Regions from separate parts of the Homo sapiens genome. Here regions 2 and 3 are each linked to region 1. A link is a contact called in ENCODE Hi-C or POLR2A ChIA-PET data. All regions are on one chromosome and are shown on one strand. Each heading gives the region's core, a stretch centred on a gene start or an enhancer-like site at or near the end of the contact. The rest is flanking DNA. Distances are from core to core; before and after follow the strand shown.

Region 1 (4,313 bases), core at 1,017-3,516:
GTTCTTGATATGATTTGACAAATAACTTTCCAAAATCTTTGTCCCAATTTATATCCCTCCCAGGGTATAAGTGTCCACTTCACTCTTCTGTCACCAATCGAGTTTATTCACATTTTAAACAGATTGGGTAATTAGATGCCAGACAACCTCTTTTTTGTCTCTGTTTATTATTAATGACTTTGAATATTGATTGGTAAAATGTGTAGTAGGCATTTAAATTTCATATTTTGTGAACTGACCATTGTATATACTTTCCCCATTGATCTATTTAAGGTGTTTGTGTCTTTTTTCTATTCTCTTTACCCTCACACTTTACCGTATAAATACTTCTGTCCCCAGTATGCATTTGTATATGTGAGTCTCTGCTACTAGACTGTGGTTCCCCATGGGCAGTGGCCCCATTTTATTTTATCTGTGAACAATGCCTAACACATAGTAGGAAAAAGGCATACTGTAGTTTGTAGAATTATTCTTAGGATTAAATGAGATAACGTAAGCAAAGCATCTAACACACTGTCACAAAGCAGATGCTCAATACACACATTACTTTAGGCAATCAAAAGTTTGGCTATTTCATTTTGTTGTTTAGGAAAACCAAGGTTAAAGATTAAGTATCTTTCAAAGATCAGGAACTATAGTTGTAAACTGCAGATTTAAGATGCGAACCCTGATTCTCAAATCTTTCATCACAAATCACATGTGGCTGGAATACTCGAAAAATTATAATTCTTGCAATTTTTTTTTTTTCTTTTTTGAGACGGAGCCTTGCTCTGTCACCCAGGCTGGAGTGTGGTGGCTCGATCTTGGCTCACTGTGACCTCTGCCTCCTGGGTTCATTCAATGGTCCTGATTGTCCTGCCTCAGCCTCCCAAGTAGCTGGGATTACAGGCGCCCGCCACCACACCCAGCTAATTTTTGTATTTTTAGTAGAGACGGAGTTTCACCATGTTGGCCAGATTGGTCTCGAACTCCTGACTTCAGGTGATCCGCCTGCCTCGGCCTCCCAAAGTGCTGGGGTTACAGGCGTGAGCCACTGCGCCCGGCCAATTCTTGCGATTTTTGAAAGATCAGTATGAACTGTGAGCTGTTTAACCTTTGAGGAACTGCTTTTTCCCTGTATCTGTCTGTATCTGATCCCACATGTATGTCTCTTCCCTTGTTTTTATTTTTTATTTTTTTAGAGACACGGTCTGGTTCTGTTGCTCAGGCTGGAATGCAGTGTTGCCATCAGAGCTCACTGCAGCCTTGACCTCCTGGGCTTAAGTGATCCTCCCACTTCAGACTCCCAGCCAGTAGCTGGGACTACAGGCACGCGCCAACACGCCTGGCTAATTTTTTCATTTTCATTTTTAGTAGAGACAGGGTCTTGCTATGTTGCCCAGGCCTGTCTGGAACTCTTGACTTCAAGCGATCCTCCCGCCTCGGCCTCCCAAAGTGCTGGGATGACAGGCGTGAGCCACCGCGCCGGGTCTCATTTAAATTTATAGGAAACTTGTGGTAAAAATAGCAAAACTCAACAAGCAAATATACATCAAGTGAGTGACATTTTATTTCTACATCAGATAAGTCAGCTTTTGCTTTTAGACAGGGAGACAGCTGTTCTACCAGCTGCTTTAAAATAAAAATGCAGAACTAACGCAGCGAAGGGAAGGAAAGTGTGGCTGGGAATGTCCAGTCAGCTGGAGGGGCTTGGAGCTCGGCGTTGGCTGGGAGCATTTTTATTGCTGCCGGGAGGAGGAAGGGGAAGCGGGGGAAGCGGGGGAGGCGGGGGGGCAGCGTGTTGTAAAATCAGTTTGAAGTAAACAAAAAGTTATGTTTTCCGAGGGGCCAGCAGCGCGGAGAGCAGGCCTAGCCCGCTGCCGGGAAGGCGGGTCTGTCCAGTAGAGACCGGAACGCCGCGCAGGCTCAGCAAAGGGCTAAGGCTGGAGCCGGGGAAGCTGCCTCTAGGTTAGCGAAGGGTAAAGGAAGTCAGACACTGACGCGAGTGGCCTCCCGATCCCGCAGTCGAGTGGAGAACCGAGTCCCGACCTAAGGTCGAATCATCAGGCGTCCCCGTCACCCAACAACCCACTCAGGCACTTCCGGTAAGAAATCTAGTGCCCTTGGCTCGGAACCTGCGTCGTAGTGCGCAAGCGCCCCGGGCCTGGAGACGGCCGCGGATGCCGAGGGAGGGGGCGTGTGAGCCGAAGAGGAAAGCGTCCTCTGCGCCTGCGCTCTCTGCGCTGCCCGGTGGGGCGGGGAAAGAAGCCCTGAGCCGGGATCTGGCACTCCCAGGACTCCCGGCCGGGGTAGCTCTTCACTCCTCAGCGCGACGTCGTGTCGAGTTCCCAAAAAGCTCCGCAGGGGCTGTAGGGAGGTAAGAGCCCCCCGTGACCGGTCGTCTCGGCCTCCCCTCAGCCCTGCTGTTCCCACAGGGGGGCGGGGTGACCGCTGGACCCGCCGACCTGGGCGCTGGGTCTGGCCCTCTTCCTCTGGGGACAGAGCCTGGGCCCCGACCGATTCCTTTTCCGAGCCCCCGGAGCTGGCCGGGGAACCCTGGCCCTCCAATCTGATGTCCCCTCCTGGAGCCTGAAGGGCCAGACCGGACTGGACCGGGAGGGCAATCACGGCGGCTGTTTGCCCGGTTCCCCGCTCCCGGGCCGCCGGAGTGTTCGGCGCTCCTGGGGGAGAGACCCCAGCGGACGGAGGGAGAAGCGCCCTGGCGCCGCCGTCCCGCCTGGGGAGGGGCTGCGACTGCGGAGGGGACTGTGGTTCTTCAGGAGTGGCAGAGGCTCGGTCCCCGCAGAGGAGTCTCATCGCCGCCGGTGCTCTCGCACTGTCCATTCCCGCACCCATGCATTTTCTCTTGGTTAGAGACCAGAAGGATGCAGTGGCCGTCTTTCCCGCTGCCTTTCCTTTGGTACTTTTGAGAACTCCAAAAGAGGACCTTATTTTTAACTCTTATTTGTACTATCGTGATTGCAAATATTATGTTCCAGACTAAGGATGTTCTTTCTTATTAGTTTGACTTGTATGAAAACCAGTCCATACATTTGATATTAAGTTAATCTTTTCAATTCAAAAAATAGGCACTTTGTTGATTCAATCAGATTCCTCCATTTATTCACTTGAGCTTGTCGTCTCTTGAGTTGGCGGGAGTTTAATGGTTTAATCCAGTAGAACTATATATAATTTTTCGCCTAATTTCTTCCTTTTTTTCCTCTCCTGGATATTAAACCGCATGCTTAGTGGCAAAAATTGAAAAAATAGAATAAAGAATAAGGAAAAATGATCAATCATAATTCCACCATGTAATAGTAATCAATTACTTATAATATTTTGACTTTTTTCCTTTGAGTCTTTTTTTCCCCTGTGCATTTTCTTGAGATGAGATTTTATATCGTTGGATTGTCTGCTTTCCTTGATTTAAATTACGTTGTAAGCATTTCCCCATGTTTTTAAAAAGCTTCATAAAAATGACTTCTTGATTATACATGAGCAAAGTATCTTTTGAAACAGTTATATTACAGATAAAGCCAAATCCGCATTAATTATCCTCAATCATAATGTTACATGATAGAATAGTGCTACAGTTCATTTAACATTATGATTGGGGATAATTACGCTTAAAAATTATTGAGGACCAATAGAGTTTTTGGTTCCTAATGCTGCAGTATATTTACCATTTTGGAAATTAAAACTCAGAAAATTGAAAATGTTTTATTCATTTAAAAATCACAGACTCATGTATTAAATAATTTTTTAGTGAAAAGTAACCATTTTCTAAAACAAAACTTAGAAGAGGAGCGTGGCATTGTTTCAAATTTTTGCGAATCACTTTAATGTCTGGCATTATAGAAGACAGCTGGATTTTCATGTTTGCTTCTGTTCAGTCTGTTGTGCTATCTGGTTTAGGTTGAAGCATATGAAGAAAACACCAGCCTTGAACAGATACGTAGCAGGAAAAGCGAGGATCTTACAAGCCTGCTGAAAGGCTCCTGGGGACATCCAGGGGTCCTGAGACCACAGTTTGAGAAAGCTGATTTAACCATTTTTGGATTGGTGGGCTGTTAGGTTGTTTAAAATTTTACACTGTTACAACCCTTGCAACAGTGAAAGTTCTTTGTGATGTTTTCTGGTGTATGCGTGCTAGTGTTTTTTCTGTAAGTAGAATTGCTAGGTCATAGAGTTTTGCTTTTTTTTAAGTTTGTTAAACACATTACTTTTGATGCCTGTATAATTTGCTTTTGTGCACTAATGTTGGTGTTTAGATTGTTTCAACTAATGATTTGGTGAAATATCTTTGCATGTTTTTAGTTGTTTTGAATTATTTT
Region 2 (4,313 bases), core at 1,192-3,691, 2.9 Mb before region 1:
CCTCACTTTAAAAAAAGTAATGGGCCAATCCAACTCAACATTTTAGAATGCATGTTTCTCAGTTAAAATGTGGCAGAAACAAAACTGCAAATCAAAGACATAAAATAGTGAAACAGTGCCTCATCCATTACAAGCACTCAATACATGCTTGCTAAATGAATAAATGAAGGCATGAAATCAACTCTGGATTTCTCAAACTTGATGCTGACATTTTGGGCTAGAGAATTTTTTTTTTTCGCACCACACGCCCAACTAATTTTTGTATTTTTAGTAGAGACAGGTTTTCACCACGTTGGCGAGACTGGTCTTGAATTCCTGACCTCAAGTGATTCGCCCGCCTCGGCCTCCCAAAGTGCTGGGATTACAGGAGTAAGCCACCGCGCCCAGCCCAGATAATTCTTTGTTGTTGAGAACTGTCCTGTGCATTACAGGACATTGAGCAGCATCCCTGGTCTATACACATTAGATGCCAATAGAACTGCCCCTCTGCAAGGCATGACAATCAAAAATGTCTCCAGACATTGCCAAATGTCTCCTGCGGGGCAAAAATCACCCCAGTTGAGAACCACTGCTTAAACGAGAAGCCTGGATACAAAGTTATTGCATAAATTAGGGACAATCATAGGTTCCGATAATGTACAAATTCACAGCAGTTATACAACTCAATTAGATTTATATGAAGAAATATATAAATTTAAAACATGCATAAATGTTTTCCAAAAAAAAAACCACCACCACAAAGCATTGATTTTGTATTTATTCTGTCTTCCTTCTAGAAGAGATTGTGGTGAGAAATTTGAAAACTATATAAACTGCTTCTCCTCCAATGAAAACTTGCCAGGAATGGGAGACCTGGTTAAGCAAATAACATGATTAACCAAAGAACCAGGTTAAAACAGAATTATCCAAAATGTCGTATATACCATATATGGCTATTCAATAATCCACAATCTCAAGGATTTAGGATTAATCTGAAATAAGAAATTTTTAAAAACAGACAATACCGTCAACTGCAAAGACATGCGGAAGTTAAAATTGAGAAGACTGCCTACTCTCAACAATCCAATTTCTTACTTTTAACAATCTAAACAAATACTTCTTATGAGAAATAAAATGCAATTCACAAATTCTGTTCTTGTCAGGCCTCTGAGCCCAAGCTAAGCCATCGCATCCCCGGTGACTTGCACATATACGCCCAGATGGCCTGAAATAACTGAAGAATCACAAAAGAAGTGAAAATGCCCTGCCCCGCCTTAACTGATGACATTCCACCACAAAAGTGAAAATGGCCGGTCCTCGCCTTAAGTGATGACATTACCTTGTAAAAGTCCTTTTCCTGGCTCATCCTGGCTCAAAAAGCTCCCCTGAGCACCTTGCCCCACTCCTGCCCGCCAGAGAACAACTCCCCTTTGACTGTAATTTTCCTTTACCTACCCAAATCCTATAAAACGGCCCCACCCCTATCTCCCTTCGCTGACTCTCTTTTCGGACTCAGCCCGCCTGCACCCAGGTGATTAAAAGCTTTTATTGCTCACACAAAGCCTGTTTGGTGGTCTCTTCACACGGACGCGCATGAAAGTTCTTGTGTGGCATACGAAATAAATTTGGGACCTCAAAATTTCCAAGACTGCAAAAATTATTTTATTCACATTTCAAATGTAAATTTCATTACACACGGTCTATTCAATTATTCGGGCCCATGAAGAAAGTGTGACTATGAAACCAAAAACAGCAGTTAATTAGAAAATCATGTTCTTGACCTTGAAGCAGATTACTTTTTAAAAATAATTATATCCTTTTTCGGTTGTTGGATAAGTAAATTAATTTTATATTCCCTGACCAAGTATCAGTAGACGCCAGGAAGAGACACCAATTCAAATAAACCAAAAGTGGAAAGCTGCGGTCACAACTCGTTCGTTTCTAGCTAAATCGTATACTTTTTAAGTGGAAATGAAGATAGTTTCGGTAGCCAGAAGCCCTAAGTTGTCACAGGTCCCAATAGGACTGCTGACCAGCTGAGCGTCCCTGAGCCAGGATCTCACGATTCAGCTAGCCGTGGGACGGGGCCGGGGGTCTGCAGCTCCAGGGTGCGCCTGGGGTCCCGCCGGGTCTGAGGAGCTCCGGCTCCCGCGCCCTCCGCCCCCACCGTCGTGAGAACAGCGCGTGGCACGAGCTCAGCAGCCAGCCCCGCCTCCGCCCGGGTCCCCGCGGTCGGAACCCAGGAAGGCCGAACCGGAACGAAGCCGCCCCTCCAGCAAGCTCGACGGACGCAGAGCAGACCCACCCGGGGTTTACCTCGGCCAGTCCCTGCGGTTCTCGGCCTCCCCCGATCAGCCATCGCAACATCCGGGCAGCGGCGGCGTCTTGCCCGGTCCAGCCCCAGTCAGCCCAAACTCCGCCCCAGGCTCGGCCTCCTCCTTCCTCCCCGGCTGCAGCGCAACTGAGACGCTAATACTTCCCGCCCCAGATCAGCCCACGGGCCGAAGGAATGCAGACCACAGTTGAGGGAGAATTTTTGTCCCCAAAGCGCTCCCGTACCCAGCCACGGAGGCTTAGTTTGGGCAGTCGCTTGGGGTGCGGCGGCCGACGGCGGGGGCGGCTGCGGCGATTGCGGGGCGCGCGCTGCTCCGAGTGAGCACGCGCGGGAGCGCCGCCGGGTAGCGCACGGAGCTTAGGTAGCTCGAGCGGCCCCTGGTGGACGCGCGCGGAGCAGCAACCCGACCCCGGCGAGCAAGCGCGCACGAAGAATAATGCCCCTCCCTGTGACATGGCTTTAGTATCCTCCACTTCCTAGGGTACCAGGAAATCTCCCCTGCTTTCCCAAGAGCTTGCTGAAGAAGGTGTACCGCAGTAGACTTCTGCATCCAGACAAATCCAGTGGCTCATGTGTACAGCCGAATAAATCCGGCCAACATTTACTGTGTGCTATAGTACAGCTACTGTGCTAAGGCTTTACATAAATCCTCATGGTAAACCTATATCCTCTATTTTACACATCAAGAAACTAAAGCTCTGAATGATTAGGTAATTTGTCTAAAGATAACAGCTAGGAAGTGGCTACATTGGTAGTGTTCTTGACCGTATGCTATATTAACATAGAATCTCCCTAAAGAATAGAAGGCAGTTCATATACCTTTTTTTGACTACTACATTTTCTTAGGTAGTCAAAGGGCTGTGGTTATCTATGCTGACTGCATATCAGAATTACCTGGGTAGCTTTTGAAAATGTAGATTCCTGGCTTCCACCTCAGACTCATTAAAATAATCTTTGTGGTTGGGACGTAGGAATCGGGGTTTTGGGAAGGCTCCTCAGGTGATTCTGATGAGTAGCAAGGTCTGAAAATCACTGGTCTAGGAACTACTTATACATATCATGTTTGCAAAAGTATAAATATATATATTTGCATATGTATTAGGTTCAAATAATCCTCCTAGCAGTAAATTGTTGTAGGGAATCTACAAATGTCCCAACTAATGCATTAATTCAGCAAACATGTATTGGACACAGATGCACTAGAGAAGCAGAAAGGAATCACATAAAATGCTGCTCTGGAGGGACAAGGCATAATGTCCCAGTCACCAATAAGAGAGAGCCATACATCCCACTTTAAGCTAAGTTGGTTGTGAGCAGCTACACAAACTTACAGTCCCTCTGGAACTCGGATCTCCTATAATTCATCTTTGTATTCCTTTTGAGTGCACTCGGCAAGAACACACTCCCAAGGATCAGGAGCATGTTGCCTTCTGTGTGCTAGCCCCAAATTGCAGTCTGCATACAGTTGAAGACAGACCAAAACAGAGACTATCCCCTGGGAAAGAGGGACTTATCTTTAAGTAAAACAAAACTCAGAGACATCAGGAGTTCAGTTCTGGAAGGAATATCTTCACGTGAGACAATGTGGTTGCCCAAATAGCCTACATTTTATTCTTCTGATTATCCACATTCTTTAGGGTTTGCCCCATGCTCTTTAGGGTTTGCCCAATGCCACATTACTCTGATGTAAGGGACATTCTGCTGATGCTTTAAAGCACTGGTCCAGGGTTGAACACTTCCTCCCTTGGTTCCTCTTAGGACAGCTAAGAAAGAATTTTTTACAAGATTAGTATATTATTGGGCACACAATGTATAAAGATGTAATTTGTGGCATCAATAGAAAGGGTGGGGGTGGAGCAATATAGGAGCAGAGTCTTTGTATGCTATTGAAGTTACGTTGGTATAAATTAAAATGAGATTGTTATAACGTTAGGATGTTAAATGTAATTCTCATGGTAAACACAAAAATACCTGTAAAATATACATAAATGGAAATGAT
Region 3 (4,313 bases), core at 1,191-3,690, 2.0 Mb before region 1:
CCAAAGCTCAGTATTAGAGTGTATGCATATCTGCATGAATATGTATTGTTTTTATACAATTACATGTTATTTTATGTAAGTGCAGATATACACTATTACAAGAATATTTAAAGAAATGTACTAGGTTGTTAATGTAGGGGAAGAGAAGAGGGAATACACGGAATAAAAATTTTTGTAAGTGAAAAATTCAATATGTATGTCATGACTCCATTTATACATTTATGTAAAATAATGTATAGAGATGTAAAAAATAAAAAATGCAGATCCAGAGCCCCTACCTCAGATCCTTTCAAGCGTAATCTTAGCAATAGGAGGTATGGTAAGGTGGGTGTCTGCATCTTCAACAGGTATTCCAAATGATTCTATAACAGTAAAGTCTGTAAACCTTTGCATTAGGTGCAAATATCATTAGCTGTAAACAGAACATAGTTGGAAATTTCCATCCTGCAATGCGGGCTCAGCTGACCCTCATTGTCTTGGAACATAGTAGATGCATAATAAATAGTGCAGATTATTTTGAGTCATTTGGAGGACAGGTGGAGGGAGTGAGGGCAAAAGTGGTGAGAGAAGCAGATGAGCTGGGCAAGGACATGCTTGCTCAGGAGAAGGGAGGCAAAGCGTATAAGAACATACTGAGCCTCCTTGCCACTTTCGACGTTCAACCAATATTTGTTAGGCACTAAATATACATGCAGGACACTTTTCTGTATGTTGTTTCATTTAATTCTTAAATAATCCTTTACAGACTCAGAGAGGTGAAGAGAGTAGCACAGGTAGTATCAGAATTGGGATTCAAACCTGACACATACACTGAGCACTAAGTTAAAACCGGGCACTGGGCAGCTGCTGAGGATGCGATGGTGAGTACAACAGACTGCTTGCTCTTTTTGATATCTAGAATCGTACAGCTCTGCTGTGCTCATCCTTGTCTGTTGTCATTTACTAGTTGACATCTTCGTTGACTACCTAGAAGCAGCTGCTTCGACATCTATCCCAACCTGAATCCCGTCAAAGGGAGATTACAACAAATGTGCTTTTTGTCTATCATCTCTAGCTAGTGTTTCACAGTGGGGGGAGTATCATTTCCTGGGTGACTTTGCATAGAGCAAGCTCCCCAAAGGCCAAGGAATACTCAATCTAGATTCTTCCAATCCTCCGGTACCCACCAAGTCAAAAGAATTCTGGCTCCCTGTAGCTTCATCTAAGTGCTTTTCTGTTAGAGGAGAAAAGTGAGGAAAGCGATGCTCTTTCAATAAGTTCGGCAGGGTGGGGCAAGGAATGGTACAAATTGATTTTTTTTTTTTCTTGAGACAGAGTCTCGCTCTGTCTCCCAGGCTGGAGTGCAGTGGCCCGGTCTCGGCTCACTGCGACCTCCACCTCCCGGATTCAAGCGATTCTCCTGCCTTAGCCTCCAGAGTAGCTGGGACTACAGGCGTACGCCACCACTCCCGGCTAATTTCTGTATTTTTAGTAGAGACGGGGGTTTCACCATATTGGCCAGGCTGGTTTCGAACTCATGACCTTGTGATTCGCCCGCCTCGGCCTCCCAAAGTGTTGGGATTACAGGCGTAAGCCACCGCGCCCGGCCGGTACAAATTAATTTAACACATCTTTTGATAATCTCATCCTTGGTGTTGGAAAAGACGGGAAAATCCAAAAGTGTCTATTTTGTGCCCAAATGCTCAAGTTAATACTCGAGGGCCTTGATCTCTGGCCTCTTGCCATCCCTCTCCCCATTATTTCTGAAGAAGTAGCCATTTTGCAGATTCCGGAGGATGGGAGCCACGGCCGGCCCCTGGTACTGAATCTCATCTCCTTCTCAAGGCTCCTTGGATCAAGTTGGGACCGGCAGCGCCAAGGCTGCTCTCCGTGATTTAGCAGCAACCTAGAGTCAGAGAGACCGGAAGATGGGAGGCCGGGATTCTCAGGTGGGGTCAGGGGTATGCAAAAATCCTTAGCAGCGGCCGCGCCCCCGCCCCGGGGAGGTAATTTGCGGAGGGCGGTGCAGTAGCCTCTCCAGTGCCCGCGTCCCACGGTCTAACGGCACTGCTCCCGGGGTGCGCGGCCCACGACTCAGGCTGCCTCCCCCAACCTGACAAGTGTGCGTCCTTACCACAAAATGCCACCACTTCCCTAAGTGACGCTGGGCCCCGAGGACCTGATTTGAAATCGGTGTTCAGAAGACCGAGCCCGGCTGGACGCAGCTGGCCTCCGGCTGAGAGCGGAGGGGAAGGGTTCCATACTCTCCGAGGATCCCGCGGGCTCGTGGCGTGTGGAACGCTTTTCATCGCTTTCAGTTCCCGTTTCCTTCGCCCCGACTGCCTACTCGGTCGCAGCTAAAGCCCGGAGCGTGGGATCCGGGCCCGGAGGAACGGGATGGCGAACGCGAGCTGCGCCGCGGCCAGGAGCCCGCCGCACCGGGCATGCTCAGTGGCGCGGCCGGCTGGGTGGCCCGCGAGCTGCACCCGGATCTGCTCGGCGGCGGCGACGTGAGCGCGCAGGGGGGCGGCGGCCTCGCCTCGTCTCTCTCTCTGCGCCTGGGTCGGGTGGGTGACGCCGAGAGCCAGAGAGATGTCGGATTTCGACAGTAACCCGTTTGCCGACCCGGATCTCAACAATCCCTTCAAGGTGAGCTTCGGCCCCAGCATCTCCTGCCGCCGCGACGCGTCGTTGTTTGTGAAAACGGACGAGTTCCTTCGCGCCCACTGCGTCTGCCCCTCGGCTCCCCTTAGCAGCCCAGAGAGGGGCGCGGGGCCGCCGTCCTCCATTTGGGGTCGCGCCCCGGCCCCGTGTCACTCCTTTGGGTTTTGGGGCTTGGGGGTGGAACCTCCTCAGCTCGTGCCCGGTCGCCCTTCCACACGTCCCCGACTGGTGAGGGTCGTGTCTGCAGCCGGGACTGGGCCCGCGCGCCCGGAGGGGTCCTGGCCCGCCTCTCAGGAGAGAAAGCCGAGGGCAGGTAGAGTCGCCCCTTGCCAAGCAAGTGTGGCTGGCAGGGCCGGGAGTCGGCGGAGGGGGGCCCGCCCTGGGGTGGGGTTGTCATGGGGACCCGAGGTGGCGGCGGCGGAGAGCTGCGTGGGGTGATGGCAGAGGTGTGGAGGAGGAGAGAGGTGAGGGCACCGAGTATGCTGCAATTAAAAAAAAAAAGGTTATGTTTTTATTTTTTAAACTTGTGTTGCACCCAAATACCACCAGTGGCGCTGCCATCCCCCCTCTTTCTGTTAGGTTGAGGTTGAGGTTATTGATACCAAAGCAAAACTTAAAAATAAACATATCTGGAAAACAATAGTGCACGTGGACGACCTCTTCCCTACCCAGCTGCTTCTAGCAAGGTAAACGATGGGATATTTTCCAAGCTCCTAGTGCGTCACCGGTTCTCTGGGCTATGTGAGGATACCATTTCCTACTTGAGCTGCTTTTCTTCTTGGAGTCGACCTTATCAACCCCGGCTTCGGAAGGGCTTGGCACAGAATCCTGCAAAGGAAGGCGGCTGAGATATTCATCGTCTGCGTTTAAATGAATGCAACATCTAAATAACTCTCTCTTTGAAAGTATTCTGAATTTCCTAATGAGTGTAACTGTTAGCACGTGTAATTTGTTTCCAACTGTTGGTTGAAGTTGTTTCTCAATCCCCCCGGCCATGTGCAGTAGTAACTTTAATTTGCAGTCACACAGAATAAAACAGGAACTCTAATTTGTGGTCACACAAGTGTCACTTCTGGCTTGTTGAGTTTACATCTTTTTACTCCTGGTTTTATCTTTCATTAAGAATCCTGGAAGAGGAAAACTATTTCTGCTCTGATTATTAAATGCCTGATAATTCCAAGGAGGATTATTTTAATGAAATGACCCTGATTATTATTGACAACTCGACTCACTTTGTAGCAGTGTAGAATTAGACTCAGTCACTGTTTCATTGTCCCTAATGTCACTTAAAATTCAGTACAACTGGCCTGTACCTTTCAGTGACATGGTTGCATTTTAAGACTTTTTTTTTTTTCCTGGCAGTTTTGTTTCAATTAGTATTGGACTTGCTTCCATGTTGTGGAAAATCAGGTAGTTCTTAAATGGTAGACTTTCTAAAGAGACCGTTCATAAATTGTTAAATGGGTGTTATTTTAAAATATTTTGAAGATAAAACATCAAGAACCTTTTAGCCTTTCCTAATTCAGATAATTCACTGACGCTGTTTATTCAGCATCTGACGATTTGGCAGTGTATTTTCTACTTGGTCATTCCATTTCATGGTTCATTTCATATTAACTGGCTCTCTTGTTAGGGCAAAACATTGTCTTCATCTTAGCCCAGACTGTCCT

Evidence for each region. A loop is a pair of places that touch in the nucleus more often than their neighbours do. ChIA-PET counts read pairs that join two places held with the same protein, here RNA polymerase II (POLR2A). Pooled maps may share reads with other maps.
Region 2: a loop to region 1 is called in a map of CD8-positive, alpha-beta T cell, with 6 times the contacts of the local background. The contact joins the promoter of WDR41 here to the promoter of ZFYVE16 in region 1. A Hi-C loop is called at or near these places in 1 of 168 maps with a recorded cell type or tissue (CD8-positive, alpha-beta T cell) and 9 of 50 pooled maps.
Region 3: a map of B cell shows a loop between it and region 1 (10-fold over the local background). The contact joins the promoter of SCAMP1-AS1 here to the promoter of ZFYVE16 in region 1. A Hi-C loop is called at or near these places in 4 of 168 maps with a recorded cell type or tissue (B cell, CD8-positive, alpha-beta T cell, naive thymus-derived CD4-positive, alpha-beta T cell and 1 more) and 9 of 50 pooled maps. POLR2A ChIA-PET finds 5 or more read pairs at or near these places in 1 of 52 experiments (OCI-LY7).

The regions. Positions count from the first base shown.
Region 1 is chr5:80,405,798-80,410,110 of GRCh38, forward strand. ZFYVE16 (zinc finger FYVE-type containing 16) reads left to right here and starts at 2,267. Exons shown (of 19, transcript NM_001284236.3): 1 at 2,267-2,356. RefSeq lists an enhancer at 2,229-3,027 and a silencer at 2,748-2,867.
Region 2 is chr5:77,489,875-77,494,187 of GRCh38, forward strand. It overlaps WDR41 (WD repeat domain 41), which reads right to left and starts at 2,442. Exons shown (of 13, transcript NM_018268.4): 1 at 2,296-2,442. The coding sequence starts at 2,346. RefSeq lists an enhancer at 1,904-2,827 and silencers at 1,948-2,167, 2,608-2,747.
Region 3 is chr5:78,358,101-78,362,413 of GRCh38, forward strand. It overlaps SCAMP1-AS1 (SCAMP1 antisense RNA 1), which reads right to left and starts at 2,441. Exons shown (of 2, transcript NR_105014.1): 1 at 2,114-2,441; 2 at 664-1,885. It overlaps SCAMP1 (secretory carrier membrane protein 1), which reads left to right and starts at 2,517. Exons shown (of 9, transcript NM_004866.6): 1 at 2,517-2,628. The coding sequence starts at 2,572. RefSeq lists enhancers at 1,569-2,165, 1,967-2,056, 2,087-2,246, 2,166-2,762, 3,157-3,276 and silencers at 2,427-2,516, 2,947-3,066.